Regions from separate parts of the Homo sapiens genome. Here region 2 is linked to region 1. Evidence: chromatin loops called from intact Hi-C (ENCODE). Cell type or tissue: mammary epithelial cell. All regions are shown on one strand. Each heading gives the region's core, and the rest is flanking DNA. Links, peaks and the distances in the headings are about the cores only.

Evidence for each region. A loop is a pair of places that touch in the nucleus more often than their neighbours do. Peaks named below come from ENCODE experiments on the same cell type or tissue, not always from the same donor. Only the 100,000 strongest peaks of a DNase experiment are listed, where the experiment ranks them.
Region 2: it touches region 1 in a loop (18-fold over the local background); 46 of 110 quality-filtered maps call a loop at or near these places.

Annotation. Positions count from the first base shown.
Region 1 is chr7:21,998,037-22,005,558 of GRCh38, reverse strand. No RefSeq gene overlaps it. Among named protein-coding and RNA genes, the nearest start is that of CDCA7L, 56 kb to the right of the region's middle. In mammary epithelial cell, for the core only: a CTCF peak has its summit at 3,967 (motif pointing right); a DNase peak (open chromatin) is centred at 4,048; H3K27ac peaks cover 515 bases.
Region 2 is chr7:21,252,152-21,259,673 of GRCh38, reverse strand. No RefSeq gene overlaps it. Among named protein-coding and RNA genes, the nearest start is that of SP4, 170 kb to the left of the region's middle. In mammary epithelial cell, for the core only: a CTCF peak has its summit at 3,209 (motif pointing left); no DNase peak of the experiment used is centred there.

The DNA.
Region 1 (7,522 bases), core at 2,656-5,155:
GGTCTCTACAGAGGATCTGAACATGAATTAACCCTGAAGAAAGAATGAGAAGCCAGAGGTCAAGATTATGTGTGGGAAGGACATGCCAGGGAAAGAACAGGAGGCAAATGCAAGTTCAAGAACTGGGAGGCAAGAAAGAGCACAGCTTGTTTAAGGATTAGCCATGTTTAGTTGCATGGCTGGAATGCAACTGTGTGTTGTTGGGGTTTTTGAGGTTGGAAGGGGAGGAGTAGAATAAGGAGAAATGACAGGAGATGACAGAAGAAAGCAAGCCAGGGACCAGATCTTGCCCGCTATTTTGCCCATAAAGGAATGTAGCCAAAGCAAAGTTTCCTGGATACAGTGTTCCTTTCACTAATCTCCCTTGGCTCCCAGTCTACCTTCCAGCTAATTAGAACTTGCTAAATGCTCCAGCATCCTCTCTTTTGGATGGCTGTGTATCTAGTTGGTTTTGATTTATTTGATACATGAGAATGTCATGAGGCCATTAATTTACCTCTTTGTAGATTTCTCAAGGAATAAGACCAAGATTAAATCTGTTTTTCCATACCCGGATGTTGCCTTGTATAATCTTCCAACCAAAAAGTTTCAAACCTTTCTAGCAGGGCTGAGGATAGAAAATTGGGGATCTAGATCCACACATATCAATTCAAAATTGAATGGTGCTCTCTCAACTTTACCAATCTATTGCACCACATAGGTGTTCAACTCTGCAAGAGACACGTGTACCTTTGTAAGGACGAGGAAAAGACAATCTAATAGGTTTAGCCTATTAACATAATAGTTCAGGTTCAGAACTTTTTTCTTTTTTATTAAAAAGCATTTATTGAATAACACTTGTTGAAACAAGTGAAGTAAAACATAGATAGGTGGGAAGGCAAAATTACAATTCAGGATAATCTGCATCAAACACAATAAACCTACATAAGATTGGAGGCACTGTGATGTAGTGGTTAATGGCCTGGGTATATTGGTCAGACAAATCAGGTTTAAACTCAAGGCAGAGCTCTTATTAGCTGGGTGATCTTAGACAACTTACTGGGTCTGTCAAATCCTGTTTTCTCATCTGCAAAAAGAGAATCATGGCACCACTCCTAGAGAATTGTAGTGAGGATTAAATAAGATAACATGTCTTAGGTGCATGCCACAGGCCAATCAGGTAATAAGCATGTGCTAACTGGGGCTATTTAAAACCCAGTGGGGTAAGTACAGTCCTAGTTCATTCATCAATTCCCCCAGGAGGTATTTTTGATGCCCCCACAGCACCCCACCTTCCACCCTGCAAGGCTGGGCTAATGCTCCTTCTAAAAAACATATTCCTATAACATTTTATTCCACGCTTACTTAGGAACCCATTCCATTTTCCAATTAGTGGTCTAACTCTCTCCACCAGCCTGTGAACAACTGAAGCACAGGACTGTGTCTTGTTCCCCACTGGCTCTCCAGGCCCTGCCACAATGCCGGGTCTATGCAAACACTCAGAAAGCAAAAAATTTCAAAATGAGTCGTAGGCCCTGCGCAGTGGCTCACGCCTGTAATCCCAGCATTTTGGTAGGCTGAAGTGAGAGGATCGCCTGAGGTCAGGCGTTCAAGACCAGCCTGACCAACATGGTGAAACCCCATTTCTACGAAAAATACAAAAATTAGCAGGACATGGTGGTGGGTGCCTGTAGTCCTGGCTACTCGGGAGGCTGAGGGAGGAGAATCGCTTCAACCCGGGAGGTGGAGGTTGCAGTGAGCTGAGATTATGTCACTGCACTCCAGCCTGGACGACAGAGAGACACTCTGTCTCAAAAAAAAAAAAAAAATTAATTAAATAAATAAAATAAATTGTAGTTTAAAAAGAAATTGTTGGCAGGCCACATCAGATAAGTAATGCAAAAAGGTTAACATAGTTTTGTCATCTAGCTTAGTGCATGGAATGCCCACAGGCTTTAGCAATGGAGGAGTCTGCATTTTAGGTCGGGCTTTACTGCTTGGTGGCTGTGCGACCCTGGGAAAATTAATTAATTGCTCTGAGATTCCCATTTGCCATCTCTAAAATGGGGATAAAACAACAAATAAAGTGTGTAATGTGTCTGGCATATAGTAGGCACCTATCAAATGGAAATAGCTGATTTTGTTAGTGTCATCTAAATTGTGTTAATACCTTTGCTGATGTTTTGGGAAACTTACAATAAATAGCATACAATTTCATTGGCCATGTAGATAACGGTAGCAAACATTTATTGAAGATTTTTTTTTAAATCTGCCAGGCACTGTCTCCAGTGCTTTATTAATCTGTTCAGCATCCTAAGAACTCTATGAGATAATGTGCCATGATGATCATCATCCCATTTTACAGGCGAGGATATTGAATAAAGAGAGATTAGCAACGTGCCCTGTGCATAGTTAGTAAATTACAGAGCCTAGACTCAAACCCAGACACCAGGTCCATACCCTTGACCAAGCCAAGAATATAACTTCAGAAAAATGCACTGTGGAAGGAAGACTGAGATGCCAGCCTCTACTCTGCTTTTTATGAGGCAAAGTCGCTCCAGCTCTGAGACTTCATCTCCCTTCTGTAATGTGAAGGATCATGCTTGTCCTCACAGGATTACAAAGTCAAGTACAGACATACTGCTTTTTGTTTCCATAATGGTCTCCTGGAAACCACATTGTGAGGTAAATCATTGCCAAGTGTTGCATATTTTCCCATAGGAATGATGTTCTAATTGCAGGTTATATTCCTGAACAAGGCCTCAGAATCAAGCAAATCATTAATATGACCCAAAATGTGTCAAAGGAGAAGATATTAAACAACTATAAACCTTTAGCATCCTTTTAAGAATAAAATTGTCTTCCAGGTTCTGCAAAATAGGCACATACAAACTATTCCCGGGTTAAGCAAGTACATGAAGAGAAAAAGCACTGCTAACAAACTGAGCCCATATGTTGAGTATTCTTGCCTTTAATAACACTTAATTAGTAATGGTATTGCTCTTTTTAGAATTTAGAATAGTTTTGGAGGCAATCATTTAATGGCTTATGGCTTACATTATTGTTTTCTGTGAAAAGCAGAGGCATTGAAAATAACTCCAGTGATCTCCCTGTTCCTCTTAAAATGGGGATTAGTGTTTTCCAGTTTAGTCACTACAGAGTCCAAATATTTAAGGCACCCCTAAGAACTGGCGGTTTGGGGGCAGAGATGCCTCTTGAAACTGGTCTTTTAATTTATTTTCTGTTCTGTGATTCAACTTCGCCTCCACCCCACTCCCCCTCTTCCATGTGAGGGACAGTTAGAAAGATGGGGAACCTAGCAGGTTGGAAAATATTGAGCTTCTTGTTCCGTTGCCGCTTTATTAATAGAAGGTATCTGGGGGTTGATTGAATGGATAAACACCCAAAAGAGACAAAAGTAGAGACCCTACTGTCCACATGAAACTGAAGTGAAATAGTGATGTACATTGACCTAAGCTGTGAGGACTAAAGCATTTGGAACAATGATGATTATGTCTGTTACTAAATAGAAAAATCCATTTACAGTACAATAAGCGTAATATGATTCCATCATTGTAAATAATTAAAACACAAAGAAATTTCAAAGCATAGCTATATTTTAGCAGGAGAATTACAGTGATTATGTTTTCCTTTTGCCGCTTCCCTAAATGTTTTTATCCTTCTACAAAGGGCAGATTCTTTGCGATCCTTTTTTTCTATTTCAAAAGAAAAAGAAACTTGGACTGATAGATGCTTGTCTGTTTCTATTTGCTCTGGTATGAAACCCTTCAGCAACATTTGTAGGCTGGTATGTGGTATGTGGTTTCAGTGCATACCCAGGAATTGACCATGTCTTGCCCTATGATAACATATTAATTAATAAAATAGGGCTGTTCATATCACTAACTGAGAATTGAGATGTTAACATTTTTAGCCCATATGAAAATTTCTAGAGTGTCCTGTAATTCTGAGTTACTCCAGTAGATGGCAGGGTTGTACAAAAACAGCCAATCAATTGAGGCTGAAGGACTAGAGAAAGATTTTTGCTGTCTTTCTAGAAGAGCCCTCCCTCCCTCAATGGACAAATCACCGGAATGAGGTGAATAATAAAAACGGTATTTTCTTCCGTAGTACAATGTGGATGGTGTTAATGGGAAAGTTATTTTATCTATTTAAATACGTATGTATTTGGTAATTCTCAGGCCGGATGTTTTTATCCACGATATTAACAGAGAGGGTTAACCCTCTCTCTCCCCGCCCACCACCAAGTTTAACAACTCTTTGGTTTAAAGAAAGAGGGTCTCAGAAACCTTAGCTGTATTTTTATTTCTTTTCCTATATTACTACTCTGAGGTAAAGGTACGAAGTGAGGGATTGACACCCTTTTTTGTTAAATGTTTTCCTTTGTTTTATATCTGAAAAAGTACAACTGGGTGGTGGAAAGATCAGATGCTTTGTACCCTAAAGGGTTCTCATCTTGGGTTTTCCACTCACCCCCTGGGCTGATTCCCTGATTTCTCCAAGCCCCAGGTTCCTCATCTGGGACAAATGGAGCTAGCAGCAAGTTCCAGATGTGTGTCTCTAGGGATTAGCTGTTTACATACACACAGCTTGCTGACATGCCCTGCACAGCATGGATCCCCAATAAATGGTGGCGATTCATACTAAAATCAGTATTGCCATAGGATCACATTGATGGATTAAACTATCCCACGATTAATTTCTGCTTTTATTCAATCTTCCAACATTGCCTTAAACTGAGGCAAGATAATTTTGCCAGCCTTGAGGTGGGATCTGTGTCTTTTCTTTTCTTTCTTTCTTTCTTTCTTTTTTTTTTTTTTTTTTTTTTTGAGATAGAGTCTCGCTCTGTCACCTAGGCTGGAGTGCAGTGGTGCGATCTCGGCTCACTGCAACCTCTGCCTCCCAGGTTCAAGCCATTCTCCTGCCTCAGCCTCCCGAGTAGCTGGAACTACAGGCGGGGGCCACCATGCCTGGCTAATTTCTGTTATTTTTAGTAGAGACAGGGTTTCGTCATGTTGGCCAGGCTGGTCTTGAACTCCTGTCTTCAGGTGATCCACCCGCCTCGGCCTCCCAAAGTGCTGGGATTACAGGCGTGAGCCACCGTGCCTGGCCCTATGTCATTTCTTAAAGAAGTGTGGACATCAGCAACTACCTTAAAGTGATATATGTATACTAGAGTGCTGTCTTCACCAGAAACAAAATACTGTTGTTTTTTGTTTCGTTTTGTTTTAAATAGGGTCTTACTCTGTCGCCCAGGCTGGAGTGCAGTGACATAATCATAGCTCACTGCAGCTTCAACCTCCTGAGCTCGAGCGATCCTCTTGCCTTAGCCTCCCAAAGTGTTGGGATTACAGGCATGAGACACCATGCCTGGCCACAAAATCCTGTTTTAGTAAAGAAGATGACGGTTATTGCTTAAGCACATGCATTGATGGTGGAGGGATGATGTTTGCCCAGGAGGGCGACTGGGGACTCATGATCTCATGCCCCAAATGGATCTTACACATCATATGACTCAACATACTCGTTGTACAGACAAGAAAACTTAGGCCCAACATGGGTTTCGTTTTTAAATTTTTCTTTTGAAATAATTTTAAACATACTGAAAAGTTGCAAAATTGTACAAAGAGTTTCTATATACCCTTCATTCAGTTTCTTCTAATACATGGCCATAACATAATCTTACATAACCACAGTAAGTTATGTAAAGAAATTAAGGCTGGGTGCAGTGGCTCATGCCTATAATCCCAGCATTTGGGAGGCCGAGGCGGGCCGATAACCAGAGATTGGGAGTTCGAGATCAGCCTGGCTAACATGGTGAAACTCCGTCTCTACTAAACATACAAAATTTTCTGGGCGTGGTGATGTGTGCCTGTAATCCCAGCTACTCGGGAGGCTGAGGAAGGAGAATCGCTTGAAGCCAGGAGGTGGAGGTTGCAGTGAGCTGGGATTGCGCCACTGAACTCCAGCCTGGGCGACAGAGTGAGACTCGGTCTCCAAAAAAAAAAAAAAAAAAAAAAAAGATTTTGAACACAGCTACAATACTGTGAACTGAATCTACTAACCTTTTTTGAATTCCTATTAACATCCTTTTTCTGTTCAAGGCTCAGCCTAGGACCCTGCGTGGCAATTAGTTGTCATGACTCCTTAGTCCCCTCTAGTCTATAACAATTTCTCAGGTTTTTCTTGCCTTTCCTGACCTTGTCACTTTTGAAGACTACGAATCGGTTATTTCATAGAATGTGCTTCAATTTGGGTTTATCTGATATTTTCTCATGGATAAAGGAGGTCAAGCATTTTTCGCAGGAATGCCATGGAAATCAGATTGCGCCCTTCTCTGTGCATCAAATGACGTCCTATGTCTCTTTCTACAGATATGAACCTTCATTCCCGGTCAAGGAGGTGACTACCAGTTTTTCCAAAGTAAAATGACTATTTTCCCGTTAGTAATTGGTTAATAAATGTATCTGGGAAGATACTTTATGCAAATATCTTGTTTCTCCTTAAACTTATAGCCACTAATTTTAGCATCCTTTGATGCCTACAACCATTTTTACTGTGGGGTTTCCCCCCATTTCCTCTTTTCCCTCTGCATGTATTAATAGGTTCTGTAACGAAGATGTGTCCCTTCTCTCCCATTTATTTACTACGTTACATCACTGTGGACTCATGGATATTTACTTCCGTCTATGGCTTATAATCCAATGCTATTACCCTTTCTTGATTGCTCAAAATTACTCCAGCTTTGGCCATTGGGAGCTCCTTCAGGTGGGCTCTGTGTTCTTCTGACATGGCTCCATCCTTTGTGGCTACTTCCTTGTATTCTGGCACATGATGTTCCAGGCTCTTTTTTTTTTTTTTTTTTTTTCTGAGACGAAGTCTTGCTCTGTCACCCAGGCTGGAGTGCAGTGGCACAATGTCACCTCACTGCAACCTCCGCCTCCCAGGTTCAAGCAATTCTCCTGCCTCATCCTCCCAGGTAGCTGGGATTACAGGCACCCACCACCATGCCCAGCTAAGTTTTGTATTTTTAGTAGAAACGGGGTTTCACCATATTGGTCAGGCTGGTCTCAAACTCCTGACCTCAGGTGATCCACCCGCCTCGGCCTCCCAAAATGAGGCAATTACAAGCATGAGCCACACTGTGCCAGGCCTCCAGGCTCATTTTATATTTTGCCTGCCCCAGTCCTGGAGTCACCAACTTCTCCAAGGAGCATGGTTCCTTTTATTCAAGAGTGATATTTAGAAACTAAGATCTAAGCACTAAATGTATTCATTGCTACTAGAGAGTCATTGTTTCTAGGACCTTCCAGCAGAGCAAGGAACTGTGTGTACGTATACTAACTCATGCAGGCACACACATCTGTATATGCGTGTGTCTGTCTGCCTGCCTATCTATCATCTACTCAACCGCCCACACACACATATGTATGTATGTGTGTGTATATATATACATATGTATATATATGTATGTATATAAATGTGGGTTTATACTGAGATCTGTAACTCGAATAAATTCCAC
Region 2 (7,522 bases), core at 1,697-4,196, 740 kb after region 1:
TTTATTGGGTTGCAAAAAATCTGTCCCAATAAATATTTGTTTGATCTTTTAAATTTGCTTTCCAAAAATTTCCATTCAAATATAGCCAAGAAAAAGATTCATTTAGGGTTTTCTTCATATGTGTGTATCAAGATAAAGATAATATAACCTGGAATCCTCAAAGTTCTTAGACACAGAAGTCTAGCATTAAAATTTGAGTTTGTCTTTTTTTTTTTTTTTTTTTTTTTGAGACTGATTCTCGCTCTGTTGCCCAGGCTGGAGTGCAGTGGCACAATCTCAGCTCACTGCAGCCTCTGCTTCCCTGGTTCAAGCGATTCTTCTGCCTCAGCCTCCCAAGTAGCTAGGATTATAGGCCCCCACCACCACACCCAGCTAATTGTTGTATTTTTGGTAGAGACAGGGTTTCACCATGTTGGCTAGGCTGGTCTTAAACTCCTGACCTCAAGTGATCCACCCACCTTGGCCTCCCAAAGGAGTTTGTCTTTTATAGCAATGTAGGATCTGCTATTTTCTCTCCCTTTGACCTTGAGGTCCTCATTCAAGCAAGGGGGCATTTCTCTCTGACATTTATTAAGAATTTACTATTTGCCAGGTACATGCGTATCTATGCTATTTGAGACTACCAAATAGCTCTGTGAGGTAGATATTTTATCCTCATTTTACTGATAAGAAAAATGTGGCTTGGGTGGACTAAGTCATGCCTAAGGTCACTTGGTTGATACATAGCACAGTTTAGGTTTGGATTCTGGGCATGTCACTCCTGAGTTAGTTGCTGTGTCTCAGTGGCAGTGATAAGATAGGTTCAGGAGTCCTGAAAAGTGGATCTGGGTAAATTTTAGGAAAACATGGAGAGGGAGAAGGGAGTTCTAAAAAGATAATGGGATCAGCAAAGTTGAGATAGTTTGAGGTATATTTACATGTGAGAGGACACAAGCAACTAGTTTGGATACCGGAGTTGTTCTTTCTGGAAATTGCTCTTTCCAGAAACATGGAACTACGCACCAATGAAGAAGGTTGGTAAGTCCATACAGCAGAATCTAACATAGCCCTTAAAAAGCCAAGAGATTAACATGTGGGGTCTGTGTGTTGGCCACTAGTTAATCTCTTTTCTCTTCTAAAAAAATGGGGGAAATAATAGTACCTACTTCATAGGGATGTTGTGGAAATTAATGGAACAACTCATGCAAAATGCATAGAAAGGTGCCTAGCACATGGTAAGCACTCAGTAGATGTGAGCTGTTATTATCTACACATACTGACATGAAAAGATGTCCATGATATCTTTTATATCCATGTGAATAGAGGAGGCTGTGAAACAGCAGAAAGAGTGTGATTCCACTTTTGTAAGTATGTATATGTGTATAGGAAATATCTGGAAGCATACATATCTTAATGTTAGCAGTGTTAATCTCTGTGTTTATAAGATCATTCTTTTCTTTTTTAACTTTTATTTTAGGTTTGGGGGTACATGTGAAGGTTTTTTACATAGGTAAAGTCGTGTCATGGGGGTTTGCTATACAGGTTATTTCATCACTCAGGTATTAAGTGCAGTACCCAATAGTTATCTTTTCTGCTCCTCTCCTTCCTCCCCCTTTCCATTCTCAAGTAGACCCAACAACAGAGTCTTGAGTAGACTCAACAATAGTGTCTGTTGTTTCCTTCTTTGTGTTCATGAGTTCTCATCATTGAACTCCCACTTATATGTGAGAATATCTGGTATTTGATTTTCTGTTCCTGCACTAGTTTGCCAAGGATAATAGCCTCCAGCTCCATCCATGTTCCCACAAAAGACACGATCTTGTTCTTTTTTGTGGCTGCATAGTATTTCATGATGTATATGTACCACACTTTCTTTATCCAGTCTGTCCTTGGTGGGCATCTAGATTTATTCTATGTCTTTGCTAAGATCATTATTTTCTTATAAGCGTGAATAATTTTTATAATTAGGGAAACTTGGGTTCCAAAACCAATAAAACAAAAATAAATAAACAACACAAGGAAAAAAAATCTTTAGCTTCTTTGTTTCTTAATTCCAAGGCAAGTGAGAGAAGAGGAAAATGACAAGGTATAAGTCTCATTTCTGTTACCTTGACCAAGTTATTTAACATGGGTCTTATACCTCACAAGATTATTATAAGAAATCTAGCAAGTGAGTATCTGAAAGCACCTCAGCTCTCATAAATATTTCTGTTCACTCATGGCCTCTTTTGCAGACTTTAGGAGAAGGATTTTGTTTTCAGGGCTCAGAAATTTGACAACCAGAATTTTGCCAATAATAATAGTAATAACAACAATGACAAAACATTGTCCAAACCTCAATGACTCTTATTTATATTTATTTATTTATTTTTTAGATGGAGTCTTGCTCTGTCACCCAGGCAGGAGTGCAGTGGCATGATCTTGGCTCACTGCAAGCTCCACTTCCCGGGTTCATGCCATTTTCCTCCCTCAGCTTCCCGAGTAGCTGGGACTACAGGTGCCCGCCACCACGCCCGGCTATTTTTTTTTTTTTTTTTGTATCTTTAGTAGAGATGGACTCTTCTTTATTTTAAATAAAATAATACATGCAAGGATTTCAGTGTTCTTTTAATCCTCTTCTAAGTGGATGTTATTATCTCTGACTATTAAGGTGACTGGAGGCAACTTAGTGCCCAACACCCCTAGAGTTTACACAAGGAAACAAACCATGTATTCTCCAATCACCATTCATATGTTCCAGAATCTCTTCTGTGTCATTTGTATAATAATATTATTAAGCTCCATTAAAACCCACAGTAGACTCATTTTGGAATTAGTAGGAATATACAGACAGGTGAGCAAGAAAACAAAATCTCTCTTCTCTCTTTCTCTCTTAGCAGGAGCTTGTCCCAAAGTCTCCACTGATTAGAAAAAAAATTAATGCACCAAAACATCTCAAATCAAAATAAATCTTACTTTATAACCAAACATAAATATCACAATGAAAAGGTTGAGTGTGAGGGAGTACAGAAGGGCAATTGTTAGAATTGTTAGTCCTTTGGTGATTTTTTATCAAAATGGTTTGAAGCCTCAGGCTTCTCAATCTCAAGTCATAACTTCACTTTGTTCACCTCCTAGATGCAAGAAGTTATGTGATTTAAATAGATATTTTATTTAAAACTTAGCCATCATAATAAATTTATCTATTTCCAACACGTTAGACTAAAAGCTGACTGCCCTCTGGTGGGCTGTTTCTAAAATATTTAGCACCTCTTTAACTGGATTGTATCGTAAAATATTACACAGTGCCATGAGATTATTTTATAATTCAATTCATTTAAATAACAAAATTATCTAGGGAAGGGGAAAACTTTAAAAGGTTAAATATACTTTACGTTATATATACTTTATTAATGTATAAGCAAATTATACTTTGAGTTTAATTTCTAACTAAAAATTAGTTTTCCCTTTAAACAGAATTTATTTTAATTTCCAATTTCAATTAAAATGGTGGAAAAGAAAATGTTTGAGACTTCATTGCATTTTTGAAATAAAACAAAATGAAAAATTTTGAAATGAGAATATTTTGATAATTTTGTTATTTTTCAGTTGTTTATAGCAATGGGAAAAGTGTTTATCATACTTAAGTTTTGTTCCCTGTCATTGTTTAAATGTAATCTTACTGTTTGAAAAAAGCAATAGAAGTGAGATCATTATATTCCTGATCAGAAAGAAAAACAAAATGATTATACTGTTTAAGGAAAGAAAAAGCTTGAAAAATATCAGATCAAAGTGTAAGGGCTAAGCCGAGAATAAGTAGGAAAGCATATTTAGGGAGTATTGGTAAAATACTTCGGAATCCTAAAAATCCCCAGTGCAGTATCATTCCTGTCATACAACAGGATCTCATTCTCTTCTGTTTGCAATTCCTCTCTAACGCAGAGGTTTCAGTGAGCTGAAATCTCAAGCACACCAACGAACTGAAGTTCTTAGTTTTCATGTTGCTATTTGGACTGTGTATATTAACAAACTCGAGCCATCACTGGCTCCATTTTGTCAGACTGTTACCACTAATCGAGAATTCCAGCTCACATTTTAAATGATTTCCTTAGCACATATCTCATTCTTATGCCAACAAACCTTGTGAATAGTATGTGAATTCACACTTAAAAAAGTGATTTCATATAAATAAAGATTGGGTATGAAGAAGTCAAGAATTGGCAAACTACTTAAAAAAAAATCTCAGAGCCTCTGTAAGGAAAATGAAAATGAGTACCAAACAATTTATCTGGTTAATTTCATCAGTACCAGCAACAAATCTGAAAACTCCATTTAACATCCTCTTTCCTTTTCTTCTAGGTAACAGTTTCTTGGAAATGGCATAAAGATTTTTTTTGTCTTAATTCCATTTAACACTTGCAAATAAACCTTGAAAGAAAACTCTTCCTTCATAACAATAAAATTGAAGATTGCAATCAAGTCATTACAATAGGTTAATTCTGTGGCTGCAAATACTCAAATTTAAGTGAAGAAGCAGGTAGAGGAGTATTTAAATCCGTGCAGATCCCAAAATGCAACCTCTCAGGCAGAAACATTTTCAACTTGCAACAGCAACCAGAGTTTATTTCTCCAAAATAGTCAAGAAAGTCACACTTTAAAAAATGTTAACTGCAAGTATTTGTGCAAGCTAACATTTTTTCATGTTGCTTTTAAACTAATTAACATATGAAATGGCCTTAAAATGTAAAGATATCACTTCTGTGAGATTTGATTTTTTCCATTTCAAAAGAAAGCAAATAGAAACATGGAAGTGAAGAAGTGAGTGCTTAGTGAATTACTGCTTTAAAATTGTGATACAATTTACTGTTTTATGAAGGCTCACTGGAACTTAGTTTGAAAGCAGTAACAGCAAACCAGGCTATCAATTTTTCCTCACCCTGCAGAGACAACGCTGAAGCTAAAGGCTTTTCTCAGCGGTTTTGCTTTCTGTTGATTTCCCTCCTTAAACCTGAAGGAATTAGAAATCTCTGTTCAGCGGAATTCTTACAGTTTTTCATTTTTAACATTAGTTAAGTGTATAGAGCCTGAGCATGTAGCATCATTGTTCATGCTAAATGTTCTATTCGGTTGCAGAAAAATTTGAAACGAAATATTTGCTTGTGTAGGTTGAATCTATACTGCACAGAGTAAAAAAGGAGTCGTCTTACGTAGCATTTCCAGGTATGTAGAAACTGAATAACTAGCGTGTTTATGTGTGTATCTATCTAAATACATAATTCCAACAATTGTGTCTGAATTTGCAATCATCTGTACTCTCTCAATATTCATTAAATCAATATTTTTATAATTTAAAATGTGATTTTTACATCACAAATGTGTATCGGCTAACGGGCAGCTCTGCGACTTCTAGTAGGAAAGCTTCTCTCTGTATCCTCCGCTGCGCATTACTTTTTCCATCAACAGAGGGCACTCTGTCGTTTGCCAAGGAACTCTGCTACGTTAGGGGGCTGAGGGCTGGGAATGCAGCATCTGACAGAGGAGGTTTGCAGGCTTTGCTCCAATAACGGGCAGAAGCTCTGCCAACTGGTCAGTGTATAATTTATTGGAAATGCTACTGATCACTGAGACAACATACCTGAATGAAAGAGAACCCCATGATTTACAAAAGTCGGATGCAAGTGACTTTTAAGTCAGTGGTGTGTTATAATTTGAGTATCACCCAAACGGTTAGTGTTGGAAATCACCATATGCATACAATCCGAATGCATGCTCAAATACAAGCTCACCTTGTAGAGAGAGTGACAGCTTTGTTTATGTTGCCTGCCCTAGCCCTGAGTGCAGGAGTGTCTTTACCATGCTTCCTTCAGTACAACTTAAAAATATTATAGCTGTTTTATATTTGATCCAAGAAAAATGAAATAATTCCTCATATAGTAATCTATCTGGGTTGTAATTGACACGTTAGAAAGGTTCTAGGAAGCTTTTCCTCCACCACAGGTTATAGAGAAGATTTCAGGTACCAGTGCTATTAATTTTTCACCAGTCAAAGGCACTAAATTTAAACTGAAAACTTGAAAGAATGAAAAAAGATGCACTTCAAGAGAATTAGATTTTCTTGGGGTATTTGTCCAAGATCTACATTTACCGATATGTAATTTATTAGATGCTTCAACACAACGAAGTAATCATAACCAGGTAGTACGAGGACTGCATTTACGCTCTGTGGAAGGAAAGTTTTCCGAATGTCTTAAAGCCGTTGTAAAAGCAACAGTGAGAAATCCTAATAGACACCAGAATCAACATATTTGACAGAAGTGTGTGCATTATCATGGCCCATTATTTTAAATGAGAGTGTTCTATCTCAAGAACTGGAATGATACCACAAATAATAGAATAAATGGGAATGTACAAGTGAAACAGCATGACAGCAACTGCTCAGACTCAGAAGAAAAGAGCATTCTCAGACACAGAGGTGTTCTAAAAATCCTCTTATGAGAAAATGTGCTCCATTATCACAGAAGGAAAGAACTGCAAGTTTTTCTTATGTTGAATGTATGTTTGTGTAATGTTAAGGATGACGAAGCAAATATTTAACAGCTAGGATACTGCATTACGGCTAACAGTCATTCCTTTATCATTTACCCGACTAGAAGATAAGTGCCGTTTTCCTTCTTTTGCAAATATATTTGCCAGCAGCTGTTTCAACATTTATAAAGACCATTTCCACTGATTGCCAAATAACCATAAATTCATTTACGCATATTTTTGAGTTGAAGGCATAAAAATAATTACATGTCTGATTAAATCCACTTCTGCCTTCATGTCTTACTAAATCTACAATAGATATGAATTGTTACACCGTATTACATCTAAGTGCATAAATAATACAATGCAGATGTAGAGTCCAGCTTTCCTACAGCAGAATGTGCAGCAATAATTTACACAAATACAGTTGGGATGTATTATTTAAAATAATTGATTTTAGAAATTGTTATGGAATCTCCGACACATAAAAGTAGGACTTCAACTTGAAAGCTGAAGAAAATGTTCTTGTTCATTATGGCTTCACTGTCCTGAAATACATACTAAATAATTATTTTAATAAGCTTGTCAGTAGACAAGAATAACTGAACTGAAAATTCCATGTCTTAAAACGCAAACTATGGAAAAATCATATATATACTTCCAAGTTGGGTGAATTCCTGAGGTATATTAGTTGCTCCTTCCACAACTTCTCTGCCTGCCAACCTCCCTTCATCACTCCATCCACCCCCACCCACCTCCTCTGCCACTTCTAACCAAGGTAATTTAAATGATTATAGTATTTGGAGAAAGGCTTTAAGGGACTGTTGAAAGTTAAGAATCACAACGTGTAGAAACAACAGTTTGATTCCACTCTTAACTCCCTGAAATAGAGATGGAATTTTGCTTTCTTTTGATCGAAACTCAGCTTATAATAACTTTAATCACATAATATTTAACCATATTTGTTATACCACAACACTTGGTAACACTTCATTTTGAGTGTTCCAGCATTATTAATTCATGTGGTATTCATTGTAAT